Regions from separate parts of the Mus musculus genome. Here region 2 is linked to region 1. A link is a loop called in an ENCODE intact Hi-C map of the cell type or tissue named here. Cell type or tissue: left cerebral cortex. All regions are shown on one strand. Each heading gives the region's core, and the rest is flanking DNA. Links, peaks and the distances in the headings are about the cores only. Region 1 overlaps Plaur (plasminogen activator, urokinase receptor). Region 2 overlaps Xrcc1 (X-ray repair complementing defective repair in Chinese hamster cells 1).

Region 1 (6,473 bases), core at 1,000-5,999:
CCAGGCTGGCCTCAAACTCAGAAATCCGCCTGCCTCTGCCTCCCAAGTGCTGGGATTAAAGGCGTGCGCCGCTACCACCACCCGGCTTTTTTTTTTTTTTTTTTTTTTTTTTTTTTTTTTTGCCCCAGTCTTCCTGTGTACTCCAGGCTATCCTCAAATTTGCAATCTTCTAGCCCCAGCCAAAGTCCACCAAAAGTCCAGGGATTACGGGAATGTAGCACCATGCCTGAAGAAGTTCTGCTTTTGGTTTTCGTGGAAGTTTGTGGGAAGAGGCGGGCTGTGGGCCTTTTAGGCATTTTTCTTTGAATGAGATAGATGAGTTGGCTCTGGATGGAGTGATTCACCTAATTGCCTTGCGCCTGCCAGTGGACTGACTCAGCTCAGACACAGCTCTGATCTCCTGGGTCAGGAAGGAGAGGCCGTGCCAGGCTACAGGATGGTGTGAGCCAACGCCTGGGCAAGGGATGACATGGTGTTTCCAGGGAAAACCATCCAGTTGGCCTCAGTTAGAAGCTTTGAGCAAAACAAGATTACCATGGATCCATCAAGTGAGGCTTTGGCCTTTCGGGTCATCCATCAGTGAGTGATAATTTGTGATTCCAGGTAGACTGTCTTGGAAATAAAGGCAAAGCTAAGAGATAGTTCTGTTCCATGAGATAGCTGGAGATAACGGATTCTGTATTATGGTTACATTGTGAGACCTTGTATCAAAAAAGGGGGAGGGGCTACTAATACAACACAGTAGTAGAGCCCCTGCCTAGAATCCCCCAGTGAGGGGCTGGGGGCGTGGCTTAGTGGTAGAGCCCCTGCCTAGAATCCCCCAGTAATAGGTTGGGGGTGTGGCTCAGTGGTAGAGCCCCTGCCTAGAATCCCCCAGTGAGGGGATGGGGGCGTGGCTCAGTGGTAAAGCCCCTGCCTAGAATCCCCCAGTGAAGGGCTGGGGGCGTGGCTTAGTGGTAGAGCCCCTGCCTAGAATCCCCCAGTGAAGGGCTGGGGGCGTGGCTTAGTGGTAGAGCCCCTGCCTAGAATCCCCCAGTGAGGGGCTGGGGGCGTGGCTCAGTGGTAGAGTCCCTGCCTAGAATCCCCCAGTGAGGGGCTGGGGGTGTGGCTTAGTGGGAGAGTCCCTGCCTAGAATCCCCCAGTGAGGGGCTGGGGGCGTGGCTTAGTGGTAGAGCCCCTGCCTAGAAGAGGTGCTATTTAGGAATGATGCAGAATGAGGAGGAGTTGGGAAAGACCAGGAATAAAGGAAGGGTGTTCTAGACAGAGACAACAGACTATCAAGAAGTCTGGTGCTGCTCAGGGTCTATGTGCTAAGACTGTGGAGCCAGTATGGAAGAGAGCTTGGGAGAGGCTGGCACTTGGAGATGGGGCAGGACAGGTGGCAGGGACCCAGTCCTCAGTGGGCCTGGAATGCCACACTCATGTGCTTGGCTGTTAATCTAACAGTAGGGAGCTCTGGAAGGGTTTTGAGCAGAGGAGAACTGGATTAGATGTGCTTTAAAGACTTCATTTTAGGGCCATTTGAGAGGAACTGGAGTGGAGATGGGCGTGGCTAGAACCACGTAGACGCTCGTATTGAGGAGTACCAAAGGCGGGAAAGGACAGGATTCATTCTAGAAGGACTTGGGATAAGTAGGCTTGGTGATTGGCTGCCAGGTTCAGAGTGGAGTTCTCTGCAGGACCTGGCCGCCAACACGCCACTCTCTCCTCTTCCTAGGAGCCCGAGGCCGTGCTTTCCCCCAGGGCCGTTACCTCGAGTGTGCGTCCTGCACCTCTTTGGACCAGAGCTGTGAGAGGGGCCGGGAGCAAAGCCTGCAATGCCGCTATCCTACAGAGCACTGTATTGAAGTGGTGACCCTCCAGAGCACAGAAAGTAAGCTCCCATCTGCTGGGCAACTCCTAGTAGAGATCTTCAAGTCCTGGGAGCAGAGCGCAAGCAAGAGACAACTGAATCCACACACAGTCACGGGACCAACATTCTCAGTGACTGGAAGTTCCCGGTCACTGGATCAGCTTGGGAGTGACCAGGAACCCAGCTACCTTATCATGTCTCCCATATTGCTTTCGTTCTGATGACTGCCTCATGGCACAGTATGGCCACCATAATTCCAGACTTGGTGTCCACATTCCAGAGAGAAGAAAAGGGGAAAGAAGGGCCCCAAAATTCCTTTGTTTTGTAAGGGTTTTCTTTCTAGAAATCCCAGAAACGCATAAGGATCTATTTATCGTTCGGGCCTCCTTTATCTATAACAAAGGGGAAAAGGAACACGAAGCCCTTTGGCTAAGGATGAAGTTACCCTAAGTAGCAAGGGCCTCTGATAAAAGGGGTGTGCGCAAGGGGGCAAATCAACACCCAGCCCCTTACCAGGATCTGCCCTCTGCCTTCTGCAGGGAGCTTGAAGGATGAGGACTACACCCGAGGCTGTGGCAGTCTTCCCGGATGCCCAGGCACAGCAGGTTTCCATAGCAACCAGACCTTTCACTTCCTGAAGTGTTGCAACTACACCCACTGCAATGGTGGCCCAGGTGAGGAGCAGGAAAGATGAAGTGGACATTCCTGTCTCTTTCTACAACTCTCTCTCCTCACTCTCTCCTAAGTCCGTTCAAACAGCATAAGTATCGCCTCTCCTGGAGGTCTGCCCTGACTTGCAAATCTGCTACTGAGTCACTCAATTCTCCATGCCCCAGCTCTGCCCACTCTGGGTGGGGACTGTCTGCTGACAAAGCTGTGTGTCCTGAGATTACAGAGCCAGGCTGTCCAAGCCACCGTGATATCCCAACACAGCATGAGGTTAAGGTCAAGGAAACCATTTCATAGCAATCTCGTAGAAATATAGCTCTTCTATAAACCGAGCTGGAGAGGTGGCTCAGTGGTTAAAGGCACTGGCTGCTCTTGCAGAGGACCGACCAGGTTTGAGTCCCCGTGCCCACCCAGCTCACATCTGTAACCACAGTTCCAGGGCATCTGGTGCCCTCTTCTGGACACCATGGGCATTGCATGCATATGGAACATAGACACCGGTGCAGGCAAGAACTCATACACATAAAATAAATAAATGTGCTTAAAATTGTTAATGTTCTGCAAAACCCTGCTTTTGATTCCTGGGGCAGGCGGTTGAAGCCAGGGTCTTACACATTTCAGCAAGGTCCTCAGACTTGTCAGAAGGCATCTTCACTCACTGAGCCATCTCAGTCCTAAACTTACTATTTCATATTAATTAATTTGAACCTAAATACAATCTCAGTACGCCAGAGGTGGAGCTTCAAAGGTTCAAAGCTGTCTCCTATACAGTGAGTTCCAGGGCTAGCCCAGCTACATGAGACCCTATCACTTTCCACAGTAATAGACATTGTTTGTACTGAAGGCTGAAGAGATGGCCCAGCACCATCTACTAAGAGTAGATACCAGATCTGGAGTCAGTTCCCAGCACCCATGGTGGAACAGCTCACAATTACCTGTAACTCCAGCTCCAAGGGATCTGATGACACACATACTTATAGTTTTCAAATTTGTATTGTGTGTATGAGTGCACACGAGCGCACATGAGCATACCGTAGTTTAATTGTAGGAGTCAGAAGACAACTTTAAGAAGTCATTTCTCACTTCCCACCATGTGGGTCTTGGGGCCTGAACTCAGATCATCACACTTGGCTGCAAGCTCCTCTGCCTGCTTAGCCATCTCATTAGCTCGAGGACTATATTTAACAATAATTCATTTAAACCTTAAGAAACACAGGTAGCCAGTGGATACTACAGTGAACAACTCTGTTTAGTAACTTTTTAGAGAGTGGGGCCTGTTTGATAATACATAGTTTGTTAGGGTCCACCATCAGTTGCCTAGCTAGATGTGAGTGGAGTTCAACCCTGGAGAACCAAATGCCAAAAGAATGCAGTTCCTGGGCATGACCATCAGGTGGCGCCCTATCACCTCAGGCTGAGTGTGGGCAGATGGATGGCTGCATAGACCCAGTGCTCATCTTCGTTCCCTGTCGTTTTTTTTTTTTTTTTTTTTTTTTCCATCTTTAAGTTCTGGATCTTCAGAGCTTTCCACCGAATGGCTTCCAGTGTTACAGCTGTGAGGGGAACAATACCCTTGGGTGTTCCTCCGAAGAGGCGTCTCTCATCAACTGCCGGGGACCAATGAATCAGTGCCTGGTGGCTACAGGCTTAGATGGTGAGGCCCTGTGGGAGCTGGAAGGGGACCCACTGAGGCACTGAGCGCTGATAAGACTGATTGACAGATGGTCCGGTTGGATCTTCCTATGGTAAAGGCGACACTTTAGCTGGGGATGGTGGTACACAGTTTACTCCCAGCACTTGGGAATCAGAGGTAGGTGGATCTCTGGGTTTGAGGACAGCCTGGTCCATACAGAGAGGCCCTGTCTGGGGGGTGGGGAGGAGGCGGTGTCTACCTGCAAAAAGGACAAATTGCAACAAGAGAGTTTGCCTCTGTGGAGCCAACAAGAATAATACACTTCATTACACCCTAATGTTTCTCTTTGAGACTGGGTCTTACTCTGTCGCCCTGGCTGCCCTGGAACTCACTCTGTAGACCAGGCTGGCGTCAAACCGAGAGATCTGCCTGCCACTGCCTTCTGAGTGCTGGGATTAAAGGTGTGCACTACCATAGCTGGTCTCATAAATAATAGTTTTGATGGGGGGGGGGTGCCTGTGTTTTTCATAATGAAAAAGTGCAAAGAGAGTGCTGTCATTGTTTACTGTGTGGCAACCCTCTTCCCGTCTGGCTCTAATAGCAGACAGCTGGTCCCCGGCTCTGCTTTCGTGTTCCGCCTGTTGCAATATCATGTCCTGGGGTTTCTCTGGAAAAGTATCTCTTGTACACACAAAAAGCTTGGAAGGGCCAAATGACATCTCAGTGTTACTATGAAATCAATCCTGGTGTGAGTCTGAGGCACTGCCAGGGGTTCCTGGAACACACTTTGGGAAGCCCTGCTCCCAACAGGGAACTGGTGGTTGGCGATGGCGTCCACCACCAGGAGCCTGTCACTTTCCTGAGAATTCTTACTCGGACTCACCGACTCTTCTTTTTCCTCAGTGCTGGGAAACCGGAGTTATACCGTAAGAGGCTGCGCCACGGCTTCCTGGTGCCAAGGCTCCCACGTGGCAGACTCCTTCCCGACCCACCTCAACGTCTCTGTCTCCTGCTGCCACGGCAGCGGCTGTAACAGCCCCACAGGGGGCGCCCCCAGGCCAGGCCCTGCTCAACTCAGCCTCATTGCCTCTCTGCTCCTGACCCTCGGACTATGGGGCGTCCTCCTCTGGACCTGACTCCTGAGCCGGCAGCCCTGGCTGGACCCAGGGTCTTTTGACTCCCTCCCCCCTGCTCCATCTTTGAGGATGTGTGTGCCCTCGTGTTGTCTTCTTTGGACCTCAGTTTTTCCATGAACCAGAAGAGAATTGGAACAAGGGCTGCGGGCAGCAGGGGCCTCTTAGTTGAGATAATATTGTTGCTGTTATTATTATTATTATCATTGTTATTGCTCTAATTTATTATATAAATATATATATAAAAGATTTTTGTACCAGTGAACAAGGTTGGGTCTCCCCACTGTCACATTTAGCTTGGGAAGATGAGAGCAGCAGGGAATTGTTTTTTTGTTTGTTTGTTTGTTTGATTGATTGATTGATTTTTGCTTTGAGACAGGATCTCACCATGTAGCCCTAGCTGCCCTGGAACTTACTTTATAGACCAGGCTAGCCTAAAACTCACAGAGACCCACCTGCCTCTACCTCCTCAGTGCTTTGATTAAAGGTGTGTACCACCATGCCTGGCTAGGTCTCTTACTGAACCCCAGAGCCCACTGGTTTGACTATGCAGGTTGAGAGGATGCTGCAGATCGTCCTGTCTCCCAAGCACGATAACCACAGAGGTACTAAGACTGTCTGGTTTTTTTGTTTTGTTTTGTTTTGTTTTGTTTTGTTTTTTTTAAATGGGTACAGGGGATCTGAACTCAGGTTCTCCTATTTCTGGAGCCAAGTACTGTATCCACAAAGCTGTCTTCCCAGCCCCCCAGTCTATATCATTGCTGATGCCTTCCACGGGGGTGGGGGAAGGGGGTGGGGGGGCGGGGAGCCAAGGCTATATTTCCCATCATGCCCTGCAGCAGAGAGCCAAAGATGACGTTGTATGAGATGCTTCCTAGTTGAAATAGAAAATAGTCTCACCGTGATGCCTCGCAAAAGACACCGAGGCTAAGGCTTCCTTTCCCATGATGCCTTGCAGTGGGACTCAGAATGTAGAAATGGCCTCACAAGGTCCTATTCTACGGTTTGTATTAGGCCTCAGTCTCTCAGGCTCCTGAGTTGGTCTTACAGGATCTTTAGCTGCAAGAGATAAAATCGCTTTGTGCTGACTTAAGCAGAAACTGTTATTGGAAGTTAGAATCTAGGCAAAGTCCTGGGTCTCCTGGGGTTTGCTGGGGACAAGAAAGAACCTGTGTAAACCAGAAAA
Region 2 (6,473 bases), core at 1,017-6,016, 92 kb after region 1:
AGAGCAAAGAAAGGACAAATAAGCAGATCAGGGGGTTGGCCAGGGTTGCCTCCTCCTCCAGGTCACTGCTTCTGCGAATCAGCATGCTTCTTCCCCTCCATGCAGATCACGCAAAGGAAGACTGGCTTGGAGGTAATTCGAGCTACTCTGGAAGAGGGAGAAGGGGTTTGCAAGTCAAGGCCAGTTTAGGGTGCTACATAGAGCACTTGAGGCCAGCATGAGCAAGTTGGCCAAAATTTTAAAATTAAAACAGGAAGAAAAATGGGGTGCAAGTTGAGGCTGGAGCTCCATGGTGGAGTAGTGTTTGCTTAGAAGTCTTCATTGTGAGCCAAGGGTGTGCCTGAGCAGCTCTTTACATTTCTGTGTGCATGAGCCTAAAACTCCTTTGCATTCCTCCTTATATACATGCTGCCTGTTCCTCATGTTCCGTGTAAAGGAGGGCACAGATACTGGATTGGAAATAACTTGTAGACTGGGAATGTGGTCTCAGAGGCCACTTCCTTGGAAAAGCTGGTTGGCTTTTCTCCTGCCACTACTGCATTCCCTTCTTCCTCTCTCTTAGTCCCCCATTCTCTCTGAGTCCTACCCAGCCCATCCTCAGCCATTGGCTACTGCCATCTTTACTGATAGATTAAATTCCAGCTGGGAGCAAGGACCTTCAGTGTCAATAGACACAGATTCCCGATCAGAGCATCAGAACCACCCTCTACAGCCCTGCCTAGAATCCCCCTGGGAGGGGCTGGGGATGTGGCTCAGTGGTAGAGCTCCTGCCTAGAATCCCCCTGGGAGGGGCTGGGGGCGTGGCTCAGTGGTAGAGCCCCTGCCTAGAATCCCCCTGGGAGGGGCTGGGGGCGTGGCTCAGTGGTAGAGCCCCTGCCTAGCATTTGTGAAAATCTAGCTTTCATCTCCAATACAAAAAATTGTATAAGAGAGATTCACTAGAGTTGAAGGTAGCCCAGACTAGAGTAAAGGTTGTCTTTGGAAGGAAGCAGAAAAGCAATGTCACAACCAGAGTGGTTTTTTTCTTTACAGTGAATAAGGCGAGACATTTGGGGTTCCCTGCCACTTAGTGACTTAGTGTTGGTAACAGCTCCCAGCTGTTGGTTGTACACACACACACACACACACACACACACACACACGCTCACCATGCAAAATCCAGCCCAGTAGTTCACTTGAGATTCTGGCCCTTTGTAACAAGTGCAGAAGAAGCCAGCGAGTGGCTTCTGTTCTGTATGTTTTTGTTGTTGTTTCTTTTTCACAACCCCAGCTGAGCACCAAGAGGCATAGTGTTATATTTTTTAACCATAGTAAAAGGCTTTTATTTTCTAATTTTATAAATTTTTCAGTATGTCAGTTGGAAAAAGAGGTGAAATAAATAGAATAAGCCTAACTGAACATTGCTTACAGCATCAGGGAACACCTGTTCTGTCCTCAGGAGGGAAGGCTAGCCCCAGGCAGACTCAGCACTGCTCTGACAGTTTGGGCTGGGGGAGGTAGCTTGATTGGTAGCTTTCTTTCGGATTTGGCCCAGTGGTCAGAAGTGACTGCGGTTGCTCTATCTCATCAGTGGCTTCGGAAGCAGCAAGTACAGCAGGTGGCTTGAGAAACACCGTGGCCTTGGTTTGCCTCCCCCTCCCGTCATTCCTATTTCCTCCTCCATTTCCCTGCATCCTCTGCCCCACCCTGGGATGTTTTTTGAGGAAAGGTCTTATGTAGACCAAACTTACCTGACCTTGCATGCTTAACCTCCTGCCAGCACCCCCAAGTGCCAGTGACAGGCTTGCAGGATCGGGCCTCACACTGGCTCCCCAATCCCCTGCTTCACTGACCTGGAACCTAGTTCTTCAGTTAAGGGTGGCCGTGCCTTCTGACCCTCCGACCTCCACCTCCTAAGGAATTGGATTTCAAGTGTTTGGCACCATGTTCCAGTTATGCTTGCTGTACAGGGATTGGGCTCCAGCTTCCTGTGTGCTAGGCAAACGCCAACTGAGCCACATCCTTTCCCCCCACTCCCTTACTGTGTAGCTCAGACTGGCCTTGAACTAGTGATCTTGCCTCTGCCTCCTGAGTATTAGAACTATAGGCCCGCCCCCCACCCGACCCCTCTTCTTTGTGTTCTGATTGGCCAGAGCTGTATCTTGGTCCAACTGCTGGCAGAGGGGTGGGGCTTGCTTGCACTGGTCATGATTCCATTGGTTTGGGCACACAGCTTTTTCATGGTCCAGAACTATGTGGTCAGTTCTGATTGTCATCTGTTCCTTCATCTGCGTCAGTATCTCCATTTGTTTTCTTGAGCTGATCTTAAGCAGGCCAATTGTGTGTTTGAGGGTGTGAGTATATGCTGCCTTCCTGAGTCAGAGTGTGTGGTTTGTGGGTTCTGGGACCCCTATGGGCCACCCACTCGTTCTTACTTCTGTGATGGGCCTGCCATCACCTGCAGCCAGAGAATGTGCACATTATTTTGTGGACTGAATTTTTTTATGTAAGAATGTAGTTACCAGCTGGGCATGGTGGCGCAGCCCTTTAATCCCAGCACTCGGGAGGCAGAGGCAGGCGAATTTCTGAGTTCGAGGCCAGCCTGGTCTACAGAGTGAGTTCCAGAGAAACCCTGTCTCGAAAAACCAAAAAAAAAAAAAAAAAGAATGAAAGAATGTAGTTACCAACTGTTACTGTAAGCCTGGGTTCTGATGAAGAGAAGACAGAGCTGTTGTCCCCACTGGGGTGAGGAACAGAAAGCAGGTTGGAATGATAGAAACATCTGTCACAGTGCGGAAGGGTCACGGGGGCTGAGCAGGTGTGCCCTTCCCTTTCTACTGCTGGTGGCCCCAAGAGAGGGGTTAGTATGGGGTGCTGAAAACTGGGTTCATCCTTGCATCAGGAGGAGCTGGGGTGATGCTCCTGTAGATGGGCAAGGTTGCAGCGTGCAGCCTCTCTAGCTCCTCCTGCTGACGGAGCCTGGTAAGGCACAGCTGGCCACCAGAGCTGTCTCCACAGAGCTGCCCCAGCCTGAGGGTGTGGGCCGGAAGCATCACTTAATTCTTGATGCTGCTGTGCTCCATCTTTGGATTTGATCTTATTTCTGACATCCTGTAACTCCTGGCCTTTGAGCTAACTCAACCACGCATGTCCATAGGGCACTTGAGTACTGTACCTCTCACCAAGATGCCTCTGTGGGACAGTCCCTTAGGGCATGTGGTCCTCTGTACTGCCTGATTTTACATGAAAATTTGTCTGGACTGCATATGGCCTGGTGACCTCACTATGGAGAACTGAAATCAGCATGTCTGGGGACAACCCCACATCATGCAAACAGCCCTGTTAAACTCAGCAAACCTTAACCAAGACACAAAATCAGGAGAGCTTGTTGGGAAGAAGAAGGGGTCCCCAGGGAGTTGGAGAGGGTCAAGGAAGGGTGGGTGAATATGATCAAAACAAATTGCATACATGCATGGATAGTGTCCAAGAACAATGCAAAAATTGAAAAAAAAAAAATCTGTCACGGCAGCAGTTGTTACCGAAGTTGGAGGAGTAAGGCGGAGAGCAGTGGAGAAGACACCCAGCAGTCCTCCCCTGCCTCCACATGGTACATGTGCCCACACACCCATGCCCATGCACCCAGCTCCTAGAGGTGTCATCTTACACTGTCTTCTACCTAGGTCCTTCTGGTCACCTCCTCTTTCATGTCCCCCTCTGAGAGCCGAAGTGGCTCAAATCCCAACCGTGTTCGCATTTTTGGACCTGACAAGTTAGTCCGGGCAGCAGCGGAGAAGCGCTGGGACCGTGTTAAAATTGTGTGCAGCCAGCCATACAGCAAGGTACATGGTGTAAAAGCTGAGGCATGCCCAGGGCAAGGGGAGGTCTGCGGAGGCCCATCCTGAGCTCGGGACTGCTCAGGTCAGGTCCTCCTGGGACAGGCAGCTTGGTTCTCTGGAGGGGGTGAGCTGAGGCCCGTCAGGCTCTGTTTGGTATCACTGTTACTGTCATACTGGGGCCCGGAACTCAGGCTCCTCCTACTTCTGCTTCTGCATCCAGACAGCGGAGGAGCAAAGAGCCCGGGGTAGTTTTGCATTCCAGAAGTGGCTCCAGACAGAGATTGGGCACACAGAAGTGGACTCGCTACCTGCCATTGGCAGTGAGGGTCAAAGAGCGGTGCAGGTTGAGGGGTGAGCCCTGACTTTGGTCCACAGTTAGGGGTCAGTGAGGTTTAATGTCAGCATCACCACCATTGCTCCCTGGGCACCAGCTTCAACTGAGCCATAAAGGGCTTCCCTAAGTGAAGGGGCATGAGAGCCTAGCTTTGTCCTATTCAGACACCCTCACACCCAGCCCTCTGTTCCAGGACTCGCCATACGGCCTGAGTTTTGTGAAGTTTCACAGCCCTCCTGACAAAGATGAGGCAGAGGCTACATCTCAGGTAAGTTGTACCTGGTACCCCCCAGAGCCTCTCCCTGCCTCTCCACCCCTGCCTGCCAGCATTCTTCTCACAGCACTGACCTTGTGGGACCTTAGAAGGTGACAGTGACCAAGCTCGGCCAGTTTCGTGTGAAAGAGGAGGATGACAGTGCCAACTCCCTGAAGCCAGGGGCTCTCTTCTTCAGTCGTATCAACAAGACGTCATCAGGTGCCTGTGGGACTCGGGGTGCTAGGGATGGCGTTGGTGGAGTGCTTACTTAGCATAGAGCCCAATCCTGAAATCTCCGCTCAGGGGAGACAAGGCAGGAGGGCCAGCTGTGTAAGGTCTCCTCTGCTAAGTAGGAAGTCTTGAGTTCAGCCTAGGATGTATGATGCCTGAGAGCTGAGGGCATGGCCAGGTCTCTAGGTCTGGGGAGGAGGGCTGGGGCCTGGACTACTGAGTCAGGGGTACAATCTAAACTTCTGGGTCACCTCTGGATGTGAGAGTGACTTGATACCTGATAGATGGGAGCTAAGGTGACTGTGGCCCTGCCCTCTCACCCTCAGTCCACTTGTCCTTCCATAGCCTCTACGAGTGACCCAGCAGGACCCAGCTATGCAGCAGCTACACTGCAGGCCTCTAGTGCAGCCTCCTCAGCCTCTCCAGTCCCCAAGGTTGTGGGCAGCTCTTCCAAGGTGAGGTCATCAGACGCTGGGGCAGTGGAGAATGAGGAGAGCCGGAAGCCAACCCATCTCTACCTCCTCAGCCTCAGGAGCCTCCCAAAGGGAAGAGAAAACTGGACTTGAGTCTAGAAGACAGGAAACCTCCCAGCAAACCCTCGGCAGGGCCATCCACCCTCAAGAGACCCAAATGTAAGCAAACTGGATTCCTTGATTCTGTAGTGACCCTGGCTTGTGTGTCATGAGGGAAGGGCTGTGGTCTTGAACCTGCCATCCTAAGAAGGGAGGCGGAAAGCCTGACTTCCTGTAAGAGCTGGGGCTCGATGGGGCACCAACCTAATTTCTGTTCTTTTCTCCCCAGTGTCTGTCCCTAGTCGTACTCCAGCTGCAGCTCCAGCCTCTACCCCAGCACAGAGAGCCGTCCCAGGGAAGCCCCGGGGAGAAGGCACAGAGCCTAGGGGGGCTCGCACTGGACCCCAAGAGCTTGGCAAGATCCTGCAAGGGGTGGTGGTGGTGCTCAGTGGCTTCCAGAACCCCTTCCGCTCAGAGCTCCGGGACAAGGCCCTGGAACTGGGGGCCAAGTATCGGCCAGACTGGACCCCAGACAGCACACATCTCATGTAGGCCTCTGACCTGCCACACGGTTCCCTGCCCTGCCCTGCCCTACCCTGCATGCCCCCGCTAGCTTCATCTGTCCCTGTTCTGCTATCCTCCCTCCCTGCTTCTTTGTGCCCTCCAGCCCCCACTTCTTTACCCCCTTAGTTCTCAGCTTTCTGCGTCCCTCCCTAAGCTCCATCTCTGTTCTGTCTCAGCTGTCCATCAGATCATGTCTGACATTCCTGTTTTGCATCTCCCAGCTGTGCCTTTGCCAACACTCCCAAATACAGCCAGGTCCTGGGCCTTGGAGGCCGGATTGTGCGTAAAGAGTGGGTGCTGGACTGTCACCACATGCGGCGCCGGCTGCCCTCCCGGAGGTGAGGCCCCACGACCTGCCTCTTAGGCAGCGCACACACCTGCCTCTTAGCCCAGAGCAGGCAATGAAGAGCCTGGGGCCTGCTGGGTAGCTCAGGCGATCTCAAACCAACATAAGCCGTTTTCAAAGACGGGCTGGGCCTGCAGATGGGAAGTCACTAGCCTGGGTGGGCCACTGGATTTTGTAATGACGGCTGCTTTGTGCACATTGTGGGTTGTGGCTGTGCAGAGGTGGAAGGGAGCCTCAGGGCTGTATGCCATTCCTCAGAACTGATCCTTTGGCATCCTTTGGGTGCCAGGCAGAGCTGTGACTGAAGTGAGGACGCTGGGGTTGAGCCCTGTGCTCACTTCAGCGAGTGGGTCAGAAGTGTTAGAGCCCAGCTTTGAGGAGCTCAGGAGGGGCACAGTGATCGCGGGATGAGAAG

Evidence for each region. Peaks named below come from ENCODE experiments on the same cell type or tissue, not always from the same donor. Only the 100,000 strongest peaks of a DNase experiment are listed, where the experiment ranks them.
Region 2: a loop joins it to region 1, with 4 times the contacts of the local background. A loop is called at or near these places in 10 of 42 quality-filtered maps.

What each region holds. Positions count from the first base shown.
Region 1 is chr7:24,470,182-24,476,654 of GRCm38, forward strand. Plaur (plasminogen activator, urokinase receptor) reads left to right here. Exons shown (of 7, transcript NM_011113.4): 4 at 1,718-1,873; 5 at 2,392-2,526; 6 at 4,029-4,175; 7 at 5,058-5,787. The coding sequence ends at 5,290. Among named protein-coding and RNA genes, the nearest start is that of Cadm4, 8.6 kb to the right of the region's middle. In left cerebral cortex, for the core only: CTCF peaks have their summits at 2,984 (motif pointing left), 3,911 (motif pointing right) and 5,193; DNase peaks (open chromatin) are centred at 2,504, 2,638, 2,955, 3,914 and 3 more places; H3K27ac peaks cover 518 bases.
Region 2 is chr7:24,561,877-24,568,349 of GRCm38, forward strand. Xrcc1 (X-ray repair complementing defective repair in Chinese hamster cells 1) reads left to right here. Exons shown (of 18, transcript NM_009532.5): 5 at 3,660-3,818; 6 at 4,343-4,417; 7 at 4,513-4,624; 8 at 4,982-5,091; 9 at 5,163-5,268; 10 at 5,438-5,696; 11 at 5,934-6,050. Among named protein-coding and RNA genes, the nearest start is that of Xrcc1, 18 kb to the left of the region's middle. In left cerebral cortex, for the core only: a CTCF peak has its summit at 2,955; a DNase peak (open chromatin) is centred at 2,967.